2 separate regions of the Homo sapiens genome follow, and region 2 is linked to region 1. The links are chromatin loops, found by intact Hi-C in ENCODE. Cell type or tissue: stomach. All regions are shown on one strand. Links, peaks and the distances in the headings refer to the core of each region. The heading gives the core; the rest is flanking DNA.

Region 1 (10,403 bases), core at 3,450-8,449:
GAGCCAAGGAACTTAGCCCAGAAATCTGGCTGGGCACAGTGGCTCATGCCTGTAATCTTAGCACTTTGGGAGGCCGAGGCAGGTGGATCACATAAGGTCAGGAGTTCGAGACCAGCCTGGCCAACATGGTGAAACCCTGTCTCCACTAAAAATACAAAAATTAGCCAGGCATGGTGGCAGGCACCTGTAATCCCAGCTACTCAGGAGGCTGAGGCAGGAGAATCACTTGAACCCGGGAGGCGGAGTTTGCAGTGAGCCGAGATCACGCCATTGCACTCTAGCCTGGCAACAGAGCCAGACTTCATCTCAAATAATAATAATAATAATAATAATCATCATCATCATCTCCCAGGCAGGGACTTGGAGATCCATGACAGGCATCTGTGACCGGGACCAGGCAGGACCTTCATCCTTTTCCTGTCAGCGGTAAGGACAGACAGCATCCCCTCCCAGCTTTCTCTTCACCTCTCATTATGCAGAAAGGAGCTAATGTCTCTGTTGAGTTAGGGGAGGGATTCAGGTGTTGCGGTTAAACATGATGGCTGACAAAACTCCTCTGTGGTGTCTAAAATCAAGAGAGTAGTTATTTGCAGGAGATGCTGACCAGAGGGGGCACAAGGAAGGTTGAGAATGTTCTGTTTCTTGAGCTGGGTGCTGGATGCATGGATATGTTCAATTTGTGAAAATGCACTGGGCTCTGTGTGTACAATTTCTATACTTTCTTTTATTTTAGAGACAAAGTCTTGCTCTGTCACCCAGGCTGGAGTGCAGTGGCACCATAATAGTTCACTGCAGCCTCGAACTCCTGGGCTCAAGTGATCCTCCTGCCTCAGCCTCCTGGGTAGCTGGGACTACAGGTGCACGCCACCATGCCTGGTTCATTTTTTAAGTTTTTTTGTTTTGTTTTGTTTTTGTAGAAATGAGGTCCTGCCATGTTGCCCAGGCCGATCTTGAACTCCTGACCTCAAATGATCCTCCTGCTTCAGCCTCCCAAATTGCTGGTATTACAGACATGGGCCACCATGCCCAGCCAGATTTCTATACTTTCTGCAATAAAAGTTTTTTAAAATGCCCAGTAGCTGGGTGTGGTGTCTCACGCCCGTAATCCTAGCACTTTGGGAGGCCGAGGCAGGTGGATCACCTGAGGTCAAGAGTTTGAGACTAGCCTGGCCAACATGGTGAAACCCCATCTCTACTAAAAATACAAAAAATTAGCCAGGTGTGGTGGCGCATGCCTGTAGTCCCAGCTACCCGGGAGGCTGAGGTAGGAGAATCACTAGAACCCAGGAGGCAGAGGCTGCAGTGAGCCGAGATCGCGCCAGTGCACTCTAGCCTGGATGACAGAGTGAAACTCTGTCTCAACAACAACAACAAAAATTGCCCAGCCCAATAGAGGGAAGGTTAGGATGAGGAGAGAATGGGGTGATGATGTGGGCAGTGGTAGAGGGCAGAGGACAATGGTGGCCTGAGGTGCAGCTCCTCTCTCTCTTTTTTTTCTTTTCTTTCTTTCTTTTTTCTTTTCTTTTTTTTTTTTTTTTTGAGAGACGGAGTCTCACTCTGTTGCCCAGGCTGGAGTGCAATGGCACGATCTCAGCTCACTGCAACCTCCCTCCGCCTCCCGGGTTCAAGTGATTATCCTGCCTCAGCCTCCTGAGTAGCTGGGATTACAGGTGCCTGCCACCATGCCTGGCTAATTTTTGTATTTTCAGTGGAGACAGGGTTTCACCATATTGGCCAGGCTGGTCTCGAACTCCTGACCTTATGTGATCCACCTGCCTCGGCCTCCCAAAGTGCTAAGATTACAGGCGTGAGCCACTGTGCCAGGCCCCCCGCCTCTTTCCTTGGCCATCACCTACTCATCATAGTCCCTTCATCCCATACTGGGGACCTGTGTCCAGGTCCACTGGGCAGGTGCCCGGCCCAGGGACCCTCACCCCCAAGGATTGTGCAGTGGGCTGTCTCTCCTTGGAGGCTGGGAGCACTGAACCTGGGTCCCCGTGTTCCGACTGGGGGCAAGATGCCAGCAGAGATAGCAGCTGAGGCTACCTTGGACAATGTGACCCAGTTTCATCTGCATCTGTCTGCCAGGAGAACAGATTCAGTCACCTGAATGTATTGCACACATCCACACCCACATGCCAGACTCACACACATCTACCATGTATTGTATATCATATATACATGCCACACACGCACAGCCATGCATCCCCCACGCTTTTCTACACGCCCCCCTCACACCCCATGATATGCTCCATGCACTGGCTGTATTTACACACCTCTTTCACCCCGTGAGAATCAAACTTCAGGCACACCCCACACCCATGCAGCTCCCAACATGCACAACACACACACTCCCTTATAACTAGACTGGCCAACATGGGGAAACCCCGTCTCTACTAAAAATACAAAAATTAGCCGGGCGTGGTGGCACATGCCTGTAATCCCAGCTACTCGGGAGGCTGAGGCAGGAGAATCGCTTGAACCCAGGAGGCAGAGGTTGCAGTAAGCCGAGATTGTACCACCGCACTCCAGCCTGGGAGACGGAGCGAGACCCTGTCTCAAAACAAAAATGAAAACAAAAACACATGGGCACCCATGCCTGTGCAGCCATGCCTAATATACCTGCCAATGCATTGGACCCTGCCTGTGCAGCCATGCCTAATATACCTGCCAATGCATTGGACCCTGGCCCGCCAAACTATCCTCAAAAAACACCCTGGCCTCCGAATTTTCAGGGAGATTGATTTGAGTAATAATTCCGTCTCCCACGTGGCATGGCTAGCTTCATGTCAATTACACTCTTTCTTTATTACAATGCCGTGGTCTCAGGGAATTGGTTTTATCTGTGCAGTGGGCAGGAAGAACCCATCGGGCAGCTACAACCCCCAGCCAGGCACAGTCCCAGAGTGAGCCCAGGGCAGCTATTGTCTTTATGGGATGGCCATCCTGTGCCAGGTGCCTCCTGGGCCTGGATGTGGGGTGGGGGAAGTTAGCAAGCTGAGGCTGAGAGTAGAAAATGTAGCCTGTAGAGGTGGCTATCCGAAGGAAAAGCACACCCACACTGACTTGGAGCCCCAGCTACCCAGAGACAGGAGGAGATGGACTGAAGTTTCCTTCATGAGGTCCTAGCCCGAGGCCCCATCTCTTCCACAAGGCCTTTCCTGGTTGTCCAAGGGGCCCCAGACTCCAGAGAAGCCCAGGCAGCAGAAGTCTTTTTTTACTTTTTTTTTTTTTAGAGACAGGGTCTCGCTCTGTCGCTTAGGCTGGAGTGCAGTGGTGCGATCATAGCTCACTGCAGCCTCAACCTCCTAAGCTCAAGCGATCCTCCTGCATCAGCCTCCCTGGTAGCTGGGACCACAAGTGTGCTAATTTTTATTTTATTTTATTTTGTCTTATTTTATTTTTTAGTAGAGACGGGGGTCTCACTATGTTGCCCAGGCTGGTCTTGGACTCCTGAGCTCAAGCAATCCTTCTGCCTCGGCCTCCCAGAGTGCTGGGATGACAGGCGTGAGGCACCTCACCTGGCTGTAATTCACGTTTTGTTTTTTTTTTTTTGTTTTTGTTTTTTGTTTTGAGACAGAGTCTTCCTCTGTCACCCAGGCTGGAGTGCAGTGGTGTGATCTCAGCTCACTGTAACCTCTGCCTCCCGGGTTCAAGTGATCCTCCTGCCTTAGCCTCCCGAGTAGCTGGAATTGCAGGTGCCCATCACCACGCCTGGCCAATTTTTGTATTTTTAGTAGAGATGGGGTTTTACCACATTGGCCAGTCTGGTCTCAAACTCCTGATCTCAAATGATCCACCCACCTCTCCCTCAAAGTGCTGGGATGACAGGCGTGAGCCACCGTGCCTGGCCTGTAATTCATATTTTATGTCCACATTCTCGCTCCACTCCTCCTGCAGGGCTATTTCCTTTATCCCTTTCTTTAAGTCTACTCATATTTGTACTAAGCTGTGTTCTAGGCAGTGCCGCCCAGGATGTGGTAGGCTCAATGCACTGGTTTCTAGCATTTCTGATACCCATATTCGCATATGTGAATTATTCATTATCCACAAAATGAACGTGTCTAAGTCATATTGGCACCCCTTGGAGATGCCTGGCTTGGCTCCCAGCACCAGGCCCTGCCCAGAGCTCCTGAGACAGTCTCACTCCCGCCCACAGCCAGGCTAATGACCACAGCCAGGTCAATGACCCCACTCCCTTACCCAGGAGAAGCACTTTGGGGTAGGGTCTGCTGGGGCTCAGAGGATTCAGGTGCCACCCACCCGTCAACGTGCTGTGTGACTGCAGGCTAGGTCTTCTACTCTGAGTCTGAGCTTGCTAATTTCCCCCACCCCACATCCATGCCCAGCAGGGCACAGCGTGCCCATCCCATAAAGACAGCAATAGCTGTCTTAGGCTCACTCCGGGACCGTGCCTGGCTGGGGGCTGTAGTCACCCAATGCGTTCTTCCTGCCCACTCCACAGACAAAACCAATTCCCTGGGACCACAGCATTACAATAAAGAAAGAGCGTAGGCCAGACGCGGTGGCCCACAGCTGTAATCCCAGCACTTCGGGAGGCCTAGGCGGGCGGATCGCCTGAGGTTAGGAGTTCAAGACCAGCCTGGCCAACATGGCGAAACCCCATTTCTACCAAAACAAAACAAAACAAAAATTAGCCAGGCATGGTGGTGGGTGCCTGTAATTCCAGCTACTCAGGAGGCTGAGGCAGGAGAATGGCTTGAACCCGGGAGGTGGAGGTTGCAGTGAGCCAAAATCGTGCCATTGTATTCCAGCCCAGGCAACAACAGTGAAACTCCATCTTAAAAAAAAAAAGAAAGAGTGTAATTGACATGAGGCTGGCCACCCCACATAAGAGATGGAATTACTACTCAAATCAATCTCCCCAAAAATTTGGAGGCCAGGGTTTTTTGAGGATAGTTTGGGGGGCCAGGAAGTGCACATCTGGGTGGGGATACATGGCCAGTTGGTGGGTCTGGATGAAGCAATCAGTCGTCAGAAATGCAAAAACCTGGCCAGGCGCAGTGGCTTATGCCTGTAATTCCAGTAGTTTCGGAGGCTGAGGTGGGAGAATTGCTTGAGCCCAGGAGTTTTTGACCAGCCTGGGCAACATAGCGAGACCCCACCTCTACAAAACTCAGCTGGGCATGGTGGCACATACCTGTGTTCCCAGCTACTTGGGAGGCTGAGGTGGGAGGATCACTTGAGCCCAGGAGGTCAAGGCTGCAGTGAGCCATAATTGTGCCACTGCACTGCAGCCCAGGCAACAGAATGAGACCCTGTCTTAAAAAAAAATAAAAATAAAAAAATAAAAATAAAAAAGGCAAGATGGGGGTTGGTTAGATCAGATCTCCTTCACTGTCATAATTTTCTCACTGTGGTAATTTTTGCAAAGGCGGTTTCAGGGCAGCGCCTCTCTGCCTCTCCATGTGTAATGTGGGGTGAACAGCCTCCCTCAGAGGCCTCCTGGGACTCTGTGAGATGGCAGATGGAAGATTCCAGGCGACAAGATGCTCTGCGTGCAGACATTTCCAGGGTTTGCTCTAGGGTTTGCAGCAGGAGCTGGGAGGGTCCCACTGCACCCCTCTTTTCTGAGCCAGACATTTTAGCCGAGCTCAGCCCAGCCTGGGGTATATCTGCCATCAGTCACCACTGTCAAAGCTTACCGTACCCAGCCCCCGACACATACACACCCAGGCACATGTCACTGCCTTCCCCCAACACAGAATCAGGCCCCAGCCCATGAAGGGAGCATTTTCAGTACCCGCAACCACGGCCCCAAACAGGCGACCTCCCTCCAGGGCTGCAGCGGAGTTAACCTAATTCCGGGCCTGCGGTCGGCCTGGCACACTGGCGCCGGCTCACAGCTCACAGCCAGCTGGGAGAATACAAACCAGAAGGATCCCGGGGCAGGGAGGGATTGGGGAGCCAGCAGGACGCGAAGGTGTTATTTTTAGGCAGCAAGGTGGGGCTTGAGGTGGATCTGGTGGCTTAGGGAGGAGGGGGCTCCACACAATGATGGGAGGCTCCAGTCAGAGGGACAGGGTGGCATGCGTGTGGCTTCTCCTTAGAGGTACCAGGCCGGCCTGGGGCTTCCAGGAAGGTGGGGAGGGGTCCGAGAATCGGAAAGGGGATTACCGTGGCTTCCTGCCAGAGCTGTCCCTGCTGGGCCTGGGAGAGACACAAAGCACACGCAGGGGTTTTTGGGACAAAGAGGCCAGCTAGGGGGAGTGAAATGGCTCTAAAGTGGGCAGAAGGTTGGGCATCGTGGCTCACACTTGAAATCCCAACACTTTGGGAGGCCAAGGCAGGAGGACTGCTTGAGCCTAGGAGTTTAAAACCAGCCTGGGGAACATAGCAAAGCCCTATCTCGACAAAAAAATAAAATGTTTAGCTGGGTATGGTGGCACATGCCTGCAATCCCAGCTGCTTGGGAGGCTGAGGTGGGAGGATTGCTTGAGCCTAGGAGGTCCAGGCTGCAGTGAGCTATGATTGCACCCCTGCACTCTAGCCTGGGAGGCAGAGCAAGACCTTATTTCAAAAATAAAATAAAATAAAATAAAATAAAATAAAATAAAATAAAATAAAATAAAATATAAAAATAGTGGGCAGGGCTGGGCACGGTGGCTTACGCCTGTAATCCCAGCACTTGGGGAGGCCAAGATGGGCGGATCATGAGGTCAGGAGATCGAGACCATCCTGGCTAACACGATGAAACCCCGTCTCTACTAAAAATACAAAAAAATTAGCTGGGCGTAGTGGCGGGCGCCTGTAGTCCCAGTTACTCAGGAGGCTGAGGCAGAAGAATGGCATGAACCCGGGAGGTGGAGGTTGCAGTGAGCCGAGATCGCACCACTGCACTCCAGCCTGGGTGACAGAGCGAGACTCCGTCTCAAAAAAAAGAAATAAAAAATAAAAATAAATAAAATAAAAATAGTGGGCAGCCCAGGCGCAGTGGCTCATGCCTGTAATCCCAGCACTTTGGGAGGCCAAGGTGGGCGGATCACGAGGTCAGGGGTTCGAAACCAGCCTGACCAACATGGTGAAACCCTGTTTCTACTAAAAATAAAAAATTAGCTGGGCGTGGTGGCGCACGCCTGTAATCCCAGCTACTCAGGAGGCTGAGGCAGAAGAATTGCTTGAACCCGGGAGGCGGAGGTTGCAGTAAGTTGAGATCAGACCACTGCACTCCAGCCTGGGTGACAGAGTGAGAGTCTGTCTCAAAATAAATAAAAAATAAAATAAAATAAAATAAAATAAATACCAAGGTGTCCGTGGGCTGTGTTCCTTCTGGAGGCTGTCGCAGAGAGCTCTTTTCCTTCCCTTTTCCACCTCCTAGAGGCTGGCTGCATCCCTCAGCTCATGGTTCCCTCCTCCATCTTCAGAGCTAGCACTGCAGCATCCTCAAATCTCTCTCTCTCTGTCTCTCTCTCTCTCTCTCTCTCTCTCTCTCTGGCCTGCATCTGGGGTCACATCTCCTTCTCTGATTCTGACCCTCCTGCCCACTTTTAGGAGAACCTTTATGATTACATTGGGCCCACTGGGATTTGTAGGAGAACCTTCCCATCTCAAAATCCTTAAATGGCCATGCATGGTGGCTCATACCTGTGATCCCAGCACTTTGGGATGCCGAAGCAGGAGGATCGCTTGAGCCTAGGAGTTCAAGACCAGCCTGAGTAACATAGTGAGACCCTGTCTCTACAAGACATTTTTTAAAAAATTAGCCAGGTGTGGTGGTGTGTGGCCGTAGTCCCAGCTACTTGGGAGGCTGAGGTGAGAGGACCACTTGAGGCCAAGAGTTCGAGGCTGCAGTGAGCTATGATTGTACCACTGCACTCCAGCCTGGTCAACAGATTGAGTCCCTGTCTCTAGAAAACAAACAAACAGACAAACAAAAACCAGGGTAATCATAAGGGGTTGCTGCATTAAATGCCAAGACCCACACACAAGTCCGGGAGCCATGTTAGAGTAAGGGGTTGACTTGATGACATGCTTTTTATTTTTAAATTTTTAAAAAATATTTATTTATTTATTGTTATTATTATTTGAGACAGAGTCTTGCTCTGTCGCCCAGGCTGGAGTGCAGTGGCATGATCTTGGCTCACTGCAACCTCCACTTCCTGGGTTTAAGCAATTCCCCTGTCTCAGCCACCCAAATAGCTGGGATTACAGGCATGTGCCACCATGCCCGGCTTTTTTTTTTTGAGATGGAGTCTTGCTCTGTCACTCAGGCTGGAGAGCAGCGGCACGATCTTGGCTCACTGCAACCTCCGCCTACCGGGTTCAAGTAATTCTCCTGTCTCAGCCTCCCGAGTAGCTGGGACTACAGGTGCCCACCACCACACCTGGATAATTTTTGTATTTTTAGTAGAGCTGGGGTTTCGCCATGTTGGCCGGGCTGGTCTCGATATCCTGATCTCAGGTGATCCGCCCGTCTTGGCCTCCCAAAGTGTTGGGATTACAGGCGTGAGCCAACGCGACTAGCCGCATATTTGAATTCTAATTTCACAAGGAATACTTCTTGTATATTCTGATCCTTATTAGGAGGGACTTCTCACTGTGCAATATTTCACTGTACAAAGTGTATTCGTGTGCTGGGGCTGGCAGAACAATGTACCATGAACGGAGCAGCTTAAACAACAGAAATTTACTGTCGCACAGCTCCGGAGCCTGGAAGTCTGAAATCCAGGTGCCAGCAGGGTTGCTTCCTATTGAGGGCTGTGAGGGAGGATCTTTTCCAGGCCTTTCCCAGAGCTTCTGGTGTTTGCTGGCAGTCTTTGGTGTGGCTTGGCTTGCAAAAGCATCACTGCATCTCTGCCTGTATTATCACATGGCCATCTTCTCCCTGGGTGTTGTGTCACTGTGGCTGTCTCTGTCTCTTCTCTCTCTCTCTCTTTTTTTTTAAATTTTTTTTTTCAAAGCATCGTACTCTGTTGCCCAGGCTAGAGTGCAGTGATACAATCATAGCTCACTGCAGCCTTGACCTCCTGGGCTCAAGCAATCCTCCCACGTCAGCCTCTTGAATAGCTGGGACTACAGGTGTGCATCACTGCACTTGGCTATTTTTTAGAGATGGGGTCTTGCTATGTTGCCCAGGCTGGCCTCAAACTCCTGGCCTCAAGTGATCCTCCCACCTCAGCCTCCCAAAGGGCTGGAATTACAGGTGTGAGACACCACACCACACCACACCATGCCAGCCCTCTGTTTCCTTTTTTTTTTTTTTTTTAATTTTGAGACAGAGTCTTGCTCTGTCACTGTCACCCAGGCTGGAGTGCATTGGAACGATCTTGGCTTACTGCAACCTCCACCTCCTGGGTTCAAGCAATTCTCCTGCCTCAGCCTCCCAAGTAGCTGGGATTACAGGCATGCACCACCATGCCCCACTAATTTTTGTATTTTTAGTAGAGATGGGGTTTTGCCATGTTGGCCAGGCTGACCTCAAGTGATTCACCCTCCTTGGCCTCCCAAAGTGCGGGGATTACAGGTGTGAGCCACCGTGCCTGGCCCCTCTTCTTTTCTTATAAGGACACCAGTCACATTAGATTAGGGGCCCACGCCACGCCAGCACGACCTCATCTTAACAAATGACATCTGCAAAGACCCTGTTTCCAAATAAGGCCATATTCTAAGGAATTGGGGGTTAGGACTTCAATGTATGACTTTTTAGGGACAAAATTCAACACATCCCACTAAATACATGGAGTAAAAAGTTGACAGTACACAATACACATTCCAAAGGCAATTTCCATCTCCACTCTAGAAGTTTGTCCTTCAAGACCTTTTTCTATTTGTTGATTCATTTATTTATTTGAGACAGGATCTTGCTCTGTCGCCCAGGCTGGAGTGCAGTGGCTCGATCATAGCTCCCTGCAACCCCAGGTCCTCAGCTCAAGTGATCCTCCCATCTTAGCCTCCCAAGTAGCTGGGACTACAGGCACACACCACCACACCTGGCAAAATTTTTTTAGTTTTGATAGAGACGAGGTCTCACTATGTTGACCAGGCTGGTTTCGAACTCCTGGGCTCAAGCAATCTTCCTGCCTTGGCCTCCCAAAGTACTGGGATTACAGGCACGAGCCACCGTGCCCAGCCTCTATGCTTTTATATTCAACTGCAAATACATTTTACCCCCATATATGGAATCCTACGATACACATCTGTTGTCATCTAATAGGCTGGGGAGAGGCTTTGGAGGCAGATCAGCACTTCGTTTATTAGCTTTGGCCTTGCGGAGAGAATAGGGAATAGTGAACCCACTGGGAAACCACTCCAAAGCCCTGCATTGGGACCCTCCCTTTGGGCCAAAGCTTGGTTGGGGAGGGGGCAGCTCTGTGGGTGTGTGCTGGGGGTCAGCACCTTATTCTTGGGCCCTTCGATCTCCTGCTCATCTGCAGGGAGGACGC
Region 2 (10,403 bases), core at 2,625-7,624, 89 kb before region 1:
GAGAAACGCAACCACCCCATTCTAGGCCTGAGAAGAGGCCACGCCGCCTCTGGAGGAAGGGCTGGCAGCGCCCGGCTCCTGAGTGGGCAACTCTTAGGTGACCGCTGGATAGAGGTGGCAAATGTTTTTCCAAAAGTGGAGTTAGGACACAAGGATTGGGACACAGAAAACCAGGAAGGGCATCTGGCACCATCAAAAGGGCCCTGGTTGGGATTCAGGAGTCTGAGAGCCTGCCTCTATCTCACCGAGTGACCCTGGCCACGTCACTTCCCCAGTCTGGGCCTCAGTTTCTCCATCCACAAAATGAGAGGGTTGGCTTTTGCTTCCTGGTGTCCCTTCCAGGGCAAAGATTCCAGGATTCTCTGCATGCACCCTGCCCGCCCTCCCTGTCTCCCTCCCTACACAGAGCTGATCCCTCCTCCTGTCCTTGGCCCTCCATCTAGTAGCAGTTGACTGTCCTTGTCTGTTTGTAGGTCTGTTCCTCCCCGAAAATCCTCCGATCACCACTACCAACTTGACTTTTAGCACCTCCAGGGCAGATGTGGTATCTGATTCACCTCTGTAACATCACTTTTTATCACCGAACTTGGCACCTAGTAAAACTTTGATTCTGTTTGCTAAGGAAGGAAGCGAGTCCTAGAAGCCAGGTGGTGCCTGGACCAAGCTCTTTTGGCAGGCTGTTTCTTTTTTCTTTCTTTTTGAGAAGGCATCTCACTCTGTCTCTCAGGCTGGAGTGCACTGGCGTGATCTGGGCTCACTGCAACCTCTCCCTCCCAAGTTCAAGCAATTCTCCTTCCTCAGCCTCCCAAATAGCTGGAACTACAGGCGTCTGTCACCACATCTGGCTAATTTTTGTATTTTTAGGAGAGACGGGGTTTCACCGTGTTGGCCAGGCTGGTGCTGGTCTCGAACTCCTGACCTCAAGTGATCCTCTGTCCTCAGCCTCCCAAAGTGCTGGGATTACAGGCGAGAGCCACCGAGCCCGGCCACTGGCAGACTGTTTGGATGAGAAGACAAAAGATGCTGCCACCTCTCAGGGCACCTTGCCGCTAGGGACTGGAAGGAGCACAGTTTCCTTGGCATGGCCCTGGGTGTTTCCTACAGAGGGCAAGGTGCTGTCCAAGCCTTTCCCTGCAGGGCTGGAGCTGAGCTGAACATGGAGGTAGACCCAGGAGGTCAACCTCATTGGTGGAAAGGCACAGATGGCTCCTGATTGGTGCCTGAAGCAGCCAATGAACACTAGCCATAGCTGCCCAAAGCCAATCAGGCCATGAAGACCTCTCCTGGGAGAGCTTAATGTCTCCATTTGGGGCAGACACAGGCATAAGTGGGCACAATGGATATTTCCTGGTTTTGGGGTGCCCCTCTGAGCACCCCTGACTCTCCTGATCACAAGCTCACCCCTCACCCTAGGCTAGGAGAGTTGGAGGCTGGATTGGCCCCTCTTTCATTTTTATTTTTTTATTATTTTTGAGACAGAGTCTCGCTCTGCTGCCCAGGCTGGAGTGCAGTGGCACGACCTCAGCTCACTGCAACCTCTGCTTCCCGGGTTCAAGCGATTCTCCTGCTTCAGCCTCCCAAGTAGCTGGGATTACAGGTGCCCGCCACCACGCCTGGCTAATTTTTATATTTTTAGTAGAGACAGGGTTTCACCAAGTTGGCCAGGCTGGTCTTGAGCCCCTGACCTCAGGTGATCCACCTGCCTCGGCCTCCCAAAGTGCTGGGATTACAGGTGTGAGCCATCGTGCCCGGCCTTGGGTTGGCCCCTCTGAGATGGCAGTTGTGTTCTCAACAGGAGACCATCAGCTCCCCTAACACATACTCCCCCCACTCCAGGAGGCAGCCAGGCAGCCAGTGCCCCAGAACTTTCAAGCGCCCCCAGCCCACCATTCTTTTCCCTCAACAGGAGGCAAATGAGAACTTCTCTGGGATTTTTATATTTGCAGTTTCTGTCCTATACCCTGGGTCGTCAAAGAGTGCAAAGTGAACACATATGAGGTGGGGGAAGCTTGGGAGCCAATTCACAGTAGTGCATAACTCAAGCTGACGCTGGTCTCCTTCTTTAAGAAATCTTTGCTTGCTACTTTGGTTAGGGGAGGCAGTGCAGCAGGGCAGAGTACGGAACTTAGGAATCAGCCTGGCTGTGAACCCTGGCTCCAACTCTGGAGTTTGAACCTGAGCCAGCTACTTCTTCTTTTTCTTTTCTTTCTTTCTCTCTCTCTCTTTTTTTTTTTTTTTTTTTGTTGTTGTTTATTTGTTTTGAGACAGAGTCTCACTCTATTGCCCAGGCTGGAGTGCAATGGCACGATCTTGGCTCACTGTAACCTCCACCTGCCAGGTTCAAGTGATTCTCCTGCCTCAGCCTCCTGAGTAGCTAAGGGATTACAGGCGTGAGCCACCATGTCAAGCTAATTTTTTTGTATTTTTAGTAGAGACGGGGTTTCACCATGTTGGCCAGGCTGGTCTCGAATTCCTGGCCTCAAGCGATCCACCTGCCTTGGCCTCCTAAAGTGCTGGAATTACAGGCATGAGCCACCCCGCCTGGCCTGAGCCAGCTGCTTCTGACTCAAAGAAAGGAGCCAACAGTAGGCGAGGAAGACCACAGGCCGTGATGGGTCCTTCCCACAGATACTGCAGAACCCTCCTGACTTCCCACTACATTATGCTGAGAGTGGGATGGGAGTGTTAGGAGCAAAAAGGGTCTAGGTTGGATGGCTGTTCACCCCCATCATGGTCCTGTCCCCTACCATCAAGGTCCAAGCCCCCAAGTCCAATCCCCTGTGCTGATCCAGATCCTTCCTGCCTGCTATTTTTGAAGACCAAGTTCTTCCCCACTTCCTTCTCATCTCCTCCAAGTCACGGGCCTGCCATGGCCCAAGATGATAGTCACTGGAAAAGTGGAACACCCTGGAATCGGCCCTGGTGTGAGTTTGTTGTGACGCCTTAAGGCAGTCACCTGACGGTGGGGAGCCTCAGTTTCCCCATTGGTAAAATGAGGATAAGCGGAGTCTTTGCTGGGTCAGCCTATATTGGGGTTGGGAGACTTTTCAGAGTACAACCAACTCATGGTCCTTTCACAGGGTCAGAGCAGTGCAGGAAGGACTGGGGGACCCTATGCGGTGTCCACCAAGTACCAAGATGGCAGAGGATGGGAGGAAGGCACCTCTCATGTCCTTCTCCACCCATCCCTCTGGAAGTCCTCAGGAAGGGGTCACCATGCGCCTGCCAGAGTCTGAGCCTCGTCCTCAGCTTGGCTGGGTCTCATGCTTCCTGGGAAGATCCAAGGCCAAGCACTATGGGATTTCATAGGATGCTCAGAGACCTCCGAACCTCCCCTCCAGGAAGCTGCTTTTTGTGCCTTGGTGCCTCTTGCAGGGATCCCCTCTCCCCACCTCCCACCCACAGCCTGGCTAATGCCTATTGGCATCCCTACCCTCAGCTCCAGGGCGCCTTTTCCAGGCTGCATCACGTCCGCTCCTCTATGATCCCATAGAACCTGGTTCCTTCCTTCCATATGGACTCTGCCAGGCCGTGCTAGCCAGGGGGCTGCCGTGGTGAGCAGGAGCTTCCCACTCACATTTCAGCTTTTCCCCTCTCATCATGCTCAGTGGTCTTCGTCCGTCCTCCATCCTGGGAGGCCCAGGTCTGCCTGCCTCTCTCCTGGCATGGACATCCAGATGGGGCCTGGCACAAAGGAGGTGCTGGGCACATGTCTGCTTAGTGTGTGTGGGAACGAATGAATGAGTGAGTGAGTGAGTGAATCAGGGACCTCGCCTGCCTCTGAGCCCTGTTCCCAGGAGCCCCTCCTCTCCTTTTTATGACTTGCTACCTGACATGTTTTCTTTTGCTTGTGTAATATATATATATATATATTTTTTGAGATGGGGGTCTGGCTCTGCTGCCCAGACTGGAGTACAATGGTGCAATCATAGCTCACTGCAGCCTCCAACTCCTGAGCTCAAGTGATCCCCCCACCTCAGCCTCCTCAGTAGCTGGGTCTACAGGTACACACCGCCATGTCTGGCTATTTATTTTATTTTATTTTTAGTAGAGATGGGGTCTTGCTGTGTTGCTCAGGCTGGTCTCAAACTCCTGGCCTCAAGTGATCCTCCTGCCTCGGCCTCCTAAAGCATTGGGATTACAGGCATGAGCCACTGGGCCCAACCTTTGGGTAAGAAATTTCTGAGGGTCAAGTGGAAAAGATGGTGGAAGGGAGTAGCAAGGGGCAGTGTGTTCACCTGGTCCTGGTACTCTGAAGGACAAGAACAGGTAAACACCTGAGATGTTTTACTCTTGCTTCCTTTGAGGACTTAGATGACCACCCAACTCGTGGGTCCCTGGTCATATCAGAAACTCCTCAAGGACGGACCCTCCTCTTCCTCATGGGGCTTCAACACAGTTTCTCCTGTCAGATCACCAGCACTTTCCTTCTTTTCTTTTCTTTTTTTTTTTTTTTTTTTTGAGGGAGCAGGGACTGAGTCTCGCTCTGTTGCCCAGGCTGGAGTGCAGTGGTGCAGTCATGGTTCACTGTAGCCTCAAATTCCTGGGCTCAAGCGATACCCCTGCCTTAGCCTCCTGAGTAGCTGGGACTACAGGTGGTACCACCTCGCCTAGCTTGCCCTTTCTTCCTTTCCAAGAGCCACTTGCTGTCTGCCCTCCTGGCACCACCCAGTGTTGAGGAGGATGCTCTGAGTGGGTGAGCTCCCTGACACCTGCCTCCGGGATAAACATGGGGTGGGGTAGGGATGAGTGGCTGGGCCTTCTCTTTTCAAAGCTGAAGATAGAAGCCCGTGTAGGCCTCATAATGGTTGGAATGCTGAATGTCTTTTTCTTTTTCTTTTTTTTTTTTTTTTGAGACTGAGTCTTGTTCTGTCACCCATGCTGGAGTGCAGTGGCACGATCTAGGCTCACTGCAGCCTCTGCCTCCCGGGTTCAAGCGATCCTCCTGCCTCAGCCTCCCAAGTAGCTGGGATTACAGGCATGTAACACCATGCCCGGCTAATTTTTGTATTTTTAGTAGAGATGGGGTTTTGCCATGTTGGCCAGGCTGGTCTCAAACTCCAGACCTCAAGTGATCCGCCCACCTCGGCCTCCCAGAGTGCTGGGATTACAGGCGTGAGCCACTGCACCTGGCCAGAATGCCAAATTTCTGTAGCTGCTCCCAGGTGGGAAAGGAAACAGTTTAAAGGGCAGGGGTGCGGAGGTGGGGTCCCCTAGGGTCCACCTCTGACTCTAGTACCCTCAGTGTGGCTGGATGAGCCCTGGGCTGGGAGTCACAAGTCCCAGGACCTAGTCCTGGTTCTGCCGCTGCACCCTGTGGGCCCCTAGTCCCTGCTGGCTGTTCTTTTGGAATTGTTCTGCTCTGAGGGTTCACATTAAGCTGCTCAAATTCAGAAGATGGAAGGATGCTGAGGGTAGAAGGAGCCCCTGTCTGAGTTGGATCATGGACCAGGCAGCGGGCAGGTAAATTACCTGTAAATTGTCTCACAGAGACTTTGCTAAGTAGGCCTTCTAGGTCTCAAACCTGCTCCTGGCCAGCTCACTGCCCTGCCCACTGCCACCCCAAATGAATCTACTAATTGCACCCAATAGATGGAAGCTGGAAGCTCAGTCCTGGTGCCCGTTGCTCCTCCAGAGCCCTGCAGCTCCCACCCCAAAGCTCCATCCTGCAGCCAGGGAAGGACTTGAGGAAGCCCAGAGTTCCGTTTGGCCCAGTAGGCCCCCAAGGATGGGATGGGGCTTTTCCCTTGTGCCTGACCTTGGCCAGAACTTCCTCCAGGATCTGAAGGCCAGGAGGCCCCGCACTGGCTCCTCTGTCACTGCCTTTTGCCCGAAAGGGCCCTGAAGGCCAGCGGGGTGACCGAAGTCCCGGGGGCTGGCAGGGATGAAGGGTGAGGAGGGGCTTCGCAGCTACTCCAGACAACAGAAATCAAATTGGCTTCACTGCAGCATACAGTTCAGGAAAGAAACACAAACTTGGAATGCTAAACCACACAGAAATGCATTCGGACAACAGAATGAGAAAGAAGGCGTGAAGGAGGATTTAGGGGTGGAAGTCAGGGATGGAGAGGAAGAAGGAGGGAACAAGGAAGGTGAAGAAGGAGGGGAGATGGGCTAGAAAAGTTGGTCGGGGAAAGTCAAGAAAACCAAATGACAAACCAGGAAACATAGCTTTGTAGCTCATTTGAAGAAAGTGCAAGTTACAAATGAGTAGTCACTAAAATAAAGAAAGAAAAGGGAGGAATATGAAACCAACCAGGGCAAGATTGAGAGAGAGAAAGAAAACCACATTCAAACCAAGCAAAGTGGCAGGGCTTATCTGGAGATGGGAGCGAGAGCGCACAGCGGAGCTGGGATACCTACCTTCTCAGTGCTCAGGGACAGGAATGCAATAATAAAAAAGAAAAGAAGGTCTCCGCATTGGGAATGCAGAATGGGGGAAAGACAGTGACCCTAAACTGTGCTCCCCCTCTGAGCCAGTAGATGGGTGGCCAATGTGGCTTTTGTCTCATCCCAGGGATGGGAGGGGGCTCTTGCACGGCCATTTCTGTTTGCTCTTTTTTTTTTCTCCTTTTTAAACAATGGGTTCCACTAGCCAAGCTTTCTTTATTGTTCAAACAACAGAAAACCTCCATAGAGCATGCAGGAAGCAGCTGATGGAAGAGAACCACAGGGTGGGCTACAGAGGGGCTGGCAGCATGGGAGAGAGGCCCATGCCGGGGGAGAGGGATGGAAAGGAAGAGAGAGAGACAGGAGGCAGACAGAGAGACAGACGAACAGACAAAGTCAGGCAGAGATAGAAATGGGAAGAGAAGGAGAAAGAGAAACAGAAAGACAGAAACAATGACAGAAGCAAACAGAAACAGAGAGGCAGGAAGAGAGAAAGGTGCCCCCAGACAGAAAGAGGAGACAAGCACTGTTTAAACAAGGCCAATCGGAGTGGACAGATGGGTGAAGGGAAAACGCGCATTTAAAAGGGAAGGCAACCACAGAGCCGATCTGGAGGAGTGGCCCTGCCTCAGGTCAGTCCCACTCCTTTCCCTCTGGCTTTGGCATCCTTTTAGCAAAATTCATCCCTTTTGCCTTTTTCTGTTCCTGTATAAGGCAGGTCAGGGGGTGCCTTGGCACCTCTTCTTGGGGGTCACCCGAGGCTGCCCATTACATGATAAAATTTGGACCACAGGGAGAAGCCAGAGAGAGCCCCAAGGCCATGATCCTGAGCCTTCTCTGCCACCCTCACCTAAGGGTGTCACCTTCCAGACAGCCCCGGACACTGTAGGGTTTTTTGTTTTTTGGGGTTTTTTTTTGAGATGGAGTCTCGCTCTGTCACCCAGGCTGGAGTGCAGTGGTGCGATCTCAACTTACTGCAACCTCTGCCTCCTGGGTTCAAGTGATTCTCCTGACTCAGCCTCCCGAGTAGCTGGGACTACAGACAGGATGATAGCTCACTGTAGCCTCCAACTCCTGGGCTCAAGTGATCCTCCCACCTCAGCCTTCCAAGTGGCTGGGATTGTAGGCATGCACCATCACATCTGGCTAATTAAAAAAAATTTTTTTTTTGTAGAGATAGGGGTCTTGCTATGTTGCCCAGGCTGATTTCAAACTCCTGGTCTCAAGCGATCTTCGTGCCTCGCCCTTCCAAAGTACTGGCATTACCGGCATAAGTCACTGTGCCTGCCCCATCCCCTGAAACTTCTAACGCTAGAGACTTCTAAGGTGAGCAGGTGGCCCCTGGGACAGGAATGCAATAATAAAATAGAAAAGACGGCAAACTCTGTATACTCTTTTTGGGCCTTGGGAGGGTGAGCCTAGCACCAGGTTGTGCTGGTGGGGGCTGGAGGGAGGCCAGTGAAGGCACCAGGTAAGACTGGACAGGAGGGCTTCTCCCAGGAGGTCTCCTGATCAGTATCTTCCTCTTTCATCCTACATTGTGTGACCTTGAGTGACTCTCTTCCCTCTCTGTGCCTCGATATTTATTTCCCCACATGTATGAACTGTGAGGGTTTAGGGTTCCCTGAGTCACAGAAGAAACAATCATATGAGTTTCTGTAATGTGGGGGCCACCTGCACCCAGGTCTCTCAGTGTAGGCAGACCTTGGCCTAGGGACATGAGAGAGCAGGAAGCTGATTTCTGGATGGGTCTGATGGGGGAAAGCAGGAGCTGAGTCAACCAGCAACCACCTCCCAAATCCTCCTTCTGCTCAGGGCTCGTGGACTGTGCTTCCCATTTTCCACCCTCTCCACAGCTTAGCTGGAGTCTAGAGGTCAGAGTCAGAGGGCTGGAGTCTATTTTTTGTTGTTGTTGTTGTTTGTTTTGAGACAGGGTCTTGCTCTGTTGCCCAAGCTGGAGTGCAGTGGCGCAATCATGGCTCACTGCAGCCTCAAACTTCTGGTTCAAGCAATCCTCCTGTCTCAGCCTCCTGAGTAGCTGGGATTACAGGTGTATTCCACCATGCCCAGCTTTTTCTTTTAAATTTTTGTAGTGACAGGGTCTTGCAGTGTTGCCCAGGCTGGAGTACAGTGGTGCAATCATGGCTTACTGCAGCCTTGGACTCCTGAGCTCAAGTGATTCTCCTCCCTCATCTCCCTCAGTAGATGAGACTATAGGCACATGCCACCATGCCTGGCTGATTAAAAATATATATATATTTTTTGTAGAGATACAGTCTTGTTCTGTTGACCAGTCAGTCTGGAACTGCAGGCCTCAAGTGATCCTCCTGCCTCAGCCTCCCAAAGTGCTGGGATTACAGGTGTGAGCCACTGCGCCCTGCCTGGGGTCTACTTTTGGATCTACCTCTAAATAGCTGTGTGACCTTGAGCCAGTCACTTGACCTCTCGGAGCTGCAGTTTCTCCTGTAAGCATCAGAACCCAGAAAGTCCTGTGGGGTTCAACCATCACCTGGGATGGGCCAACAAAGGGGTTTGTTGGGAGTAACCACATCACTGGCCTCAGTCTCGAGATCAAGATGGATTTTTTTTTTTTGAGACAGAGTCTCGCTCTTGTCATCCAGGCTGGAGTGCAATGGCACAATCTCAGCTCACTGCAACCTCTGCCTCCTGGGTTCAAGCGATCCTCCTGCCTCAGCCTCCCAAGTAGCTGGTTTTACAGGTGCCCACCACGCCTGGCTATTTTTTTTTTTTTTCCGAGACGGAGTCTCACTCTGTCACCTAGGCTGGAGTGCAGTGGTATGATCTCCGCTCACTGCAACCTCTGCCTCCCAGGTTCAAGTGATTTTCCTGCCTCAGCTTCCCGAGTAGCTGAGATTATAGGCATGCACCACCATGCCTGGCTAATTTTTTTGTATTTTTAGTAGAGACGGGGGTTCGCCATGTTAGCCAGGCTGGTCTCGAACTCCTGACCTCAGGTGATCTGCCCACCTCAGCCTCCCGAAGTGCTGGGATTACAGGTGTGAGCCACCATGGCCAGCCGAATTTTTGTATTTTTAGTAGAGCTGGGGTTTCATCATGTTGGTCAGGCTGGTCTTGAGCTCCTGACCTCAGGTGATCCGCCCCCCTCAGCCTCCCAAAGTGCTAGGATTACAGGTGTGAGCCACTGTGCCCAGCCCAAGATGGAATTTTTTGCTTGCCTGAAGTGTCTCAGCTAAACTCTGCCAGGTGCCTTCAGATCTCTCCTTCCTCCACAGTTTCCTAAGGATCTGAGTCTGAGGTCTGACACTGATGGTCCTGAACAGCCTGTCCTGCTCCCTGTCCCCTGTGTCCAGCCCATTATACTAAACTGAACCGAGGAGTAGCAGCAAGCTCCAAGAAGCTCCCTGGGCAACCCAGGACAAGTCTCTTCCCCTCCCTGGGTCTCCCGCTTCTCTCCAGCTTCCTGGGGAACGCAGCAGCACAGGCTGCACCACTATAGTTAATTTAAAATCTGCGGCAGCTCCAGCCTGTGCCTGGAGTTGAAAGGAGGATTTGCTGCCGCTGCTGACTTGGCAGGAGCTGTTGGTGTGGGAGTGATTTTTTTTTTTAGAGTTATCTTCCCTTTTAAATTCAGATTACAAAGGAAAAAAAAGTATATAGAGATGTGTATATGATTAATGTTCACTTAAAATTCAAAAGCCATCTCTGCATTAAGAGGAAAGGTTCCCACAGTAACACACACAAAAAGAAAATTCTAGAACATAGAAGATAGAAAAAAAAAACCCAGAGAGATAGTTTGCATTTCTGTACATTAAAATAGGGAAAAAAAAAAAGAAAGGAAAAGGAAATAAAAACAAAACAACAGAAAAAGTTACATAAACTTGCCCACCCTCTTCCCTCACCAGCTAAACAAGAAATGGAATCACAGTATTACCACGTTTCAAATGGGAGGCTAAAAAACAAACAAAAACATAGACGGGGTTAAAAAATGTTGAGCTTTCCTTTTTTTCCATTTGTTTCTCTCTCTCTTTTTT

The links. Peaks named below come from ENCODE experiments on the same cell type or tissue, not always from the same donor. Only the 100,000 strongest peaks of a DNase experiment are listed, where the experiment ranks them.
Region 2: it touches region 1 in a loop (2.5-fold over the local background); 89 of 110 quality-filtered maps call a loop at or near these places.

The regions. Positions count from the first base shown.
Region 1 is chr7:76,181,117-76,191,519 of GRCh38, reverse strand. No RefSeq gene overlaps it. Among named protein-coding and RNA genes, the nearest start is that of SRRM3, 16 kb to the left of the region's middle. RefSeq lists an enhancer at 5,330-5,995. In stomach, for the core only: no CTCF peak of the experiment used is centred there; no DNase peak of the experiment used is centred there; H3K27ac peaks cover 429 bases; H3K27me3 peaks cover 527 bases.
Region 2 is chr7:76,269,556-76,279,958 of GRCh38, reverse strand. All of the region lies in intron 11 of SRRM3 (serine/arginine repetitive matrix 3), which reads right to left. Among named protein-coding and RNA genes, the nearest start is that of HSPB1, 28 kb to the left of the region's middle. RefSeq lists a silencer at 1,114-1,163 and enhancers at 6,733-6,822, 6,833-6,942. In stomach, for the core only: no CTCF peak of the experiment used is centred there; no DNase peak of the experiment used is centred there; H3K27me3 peaks cover 4,711 bases.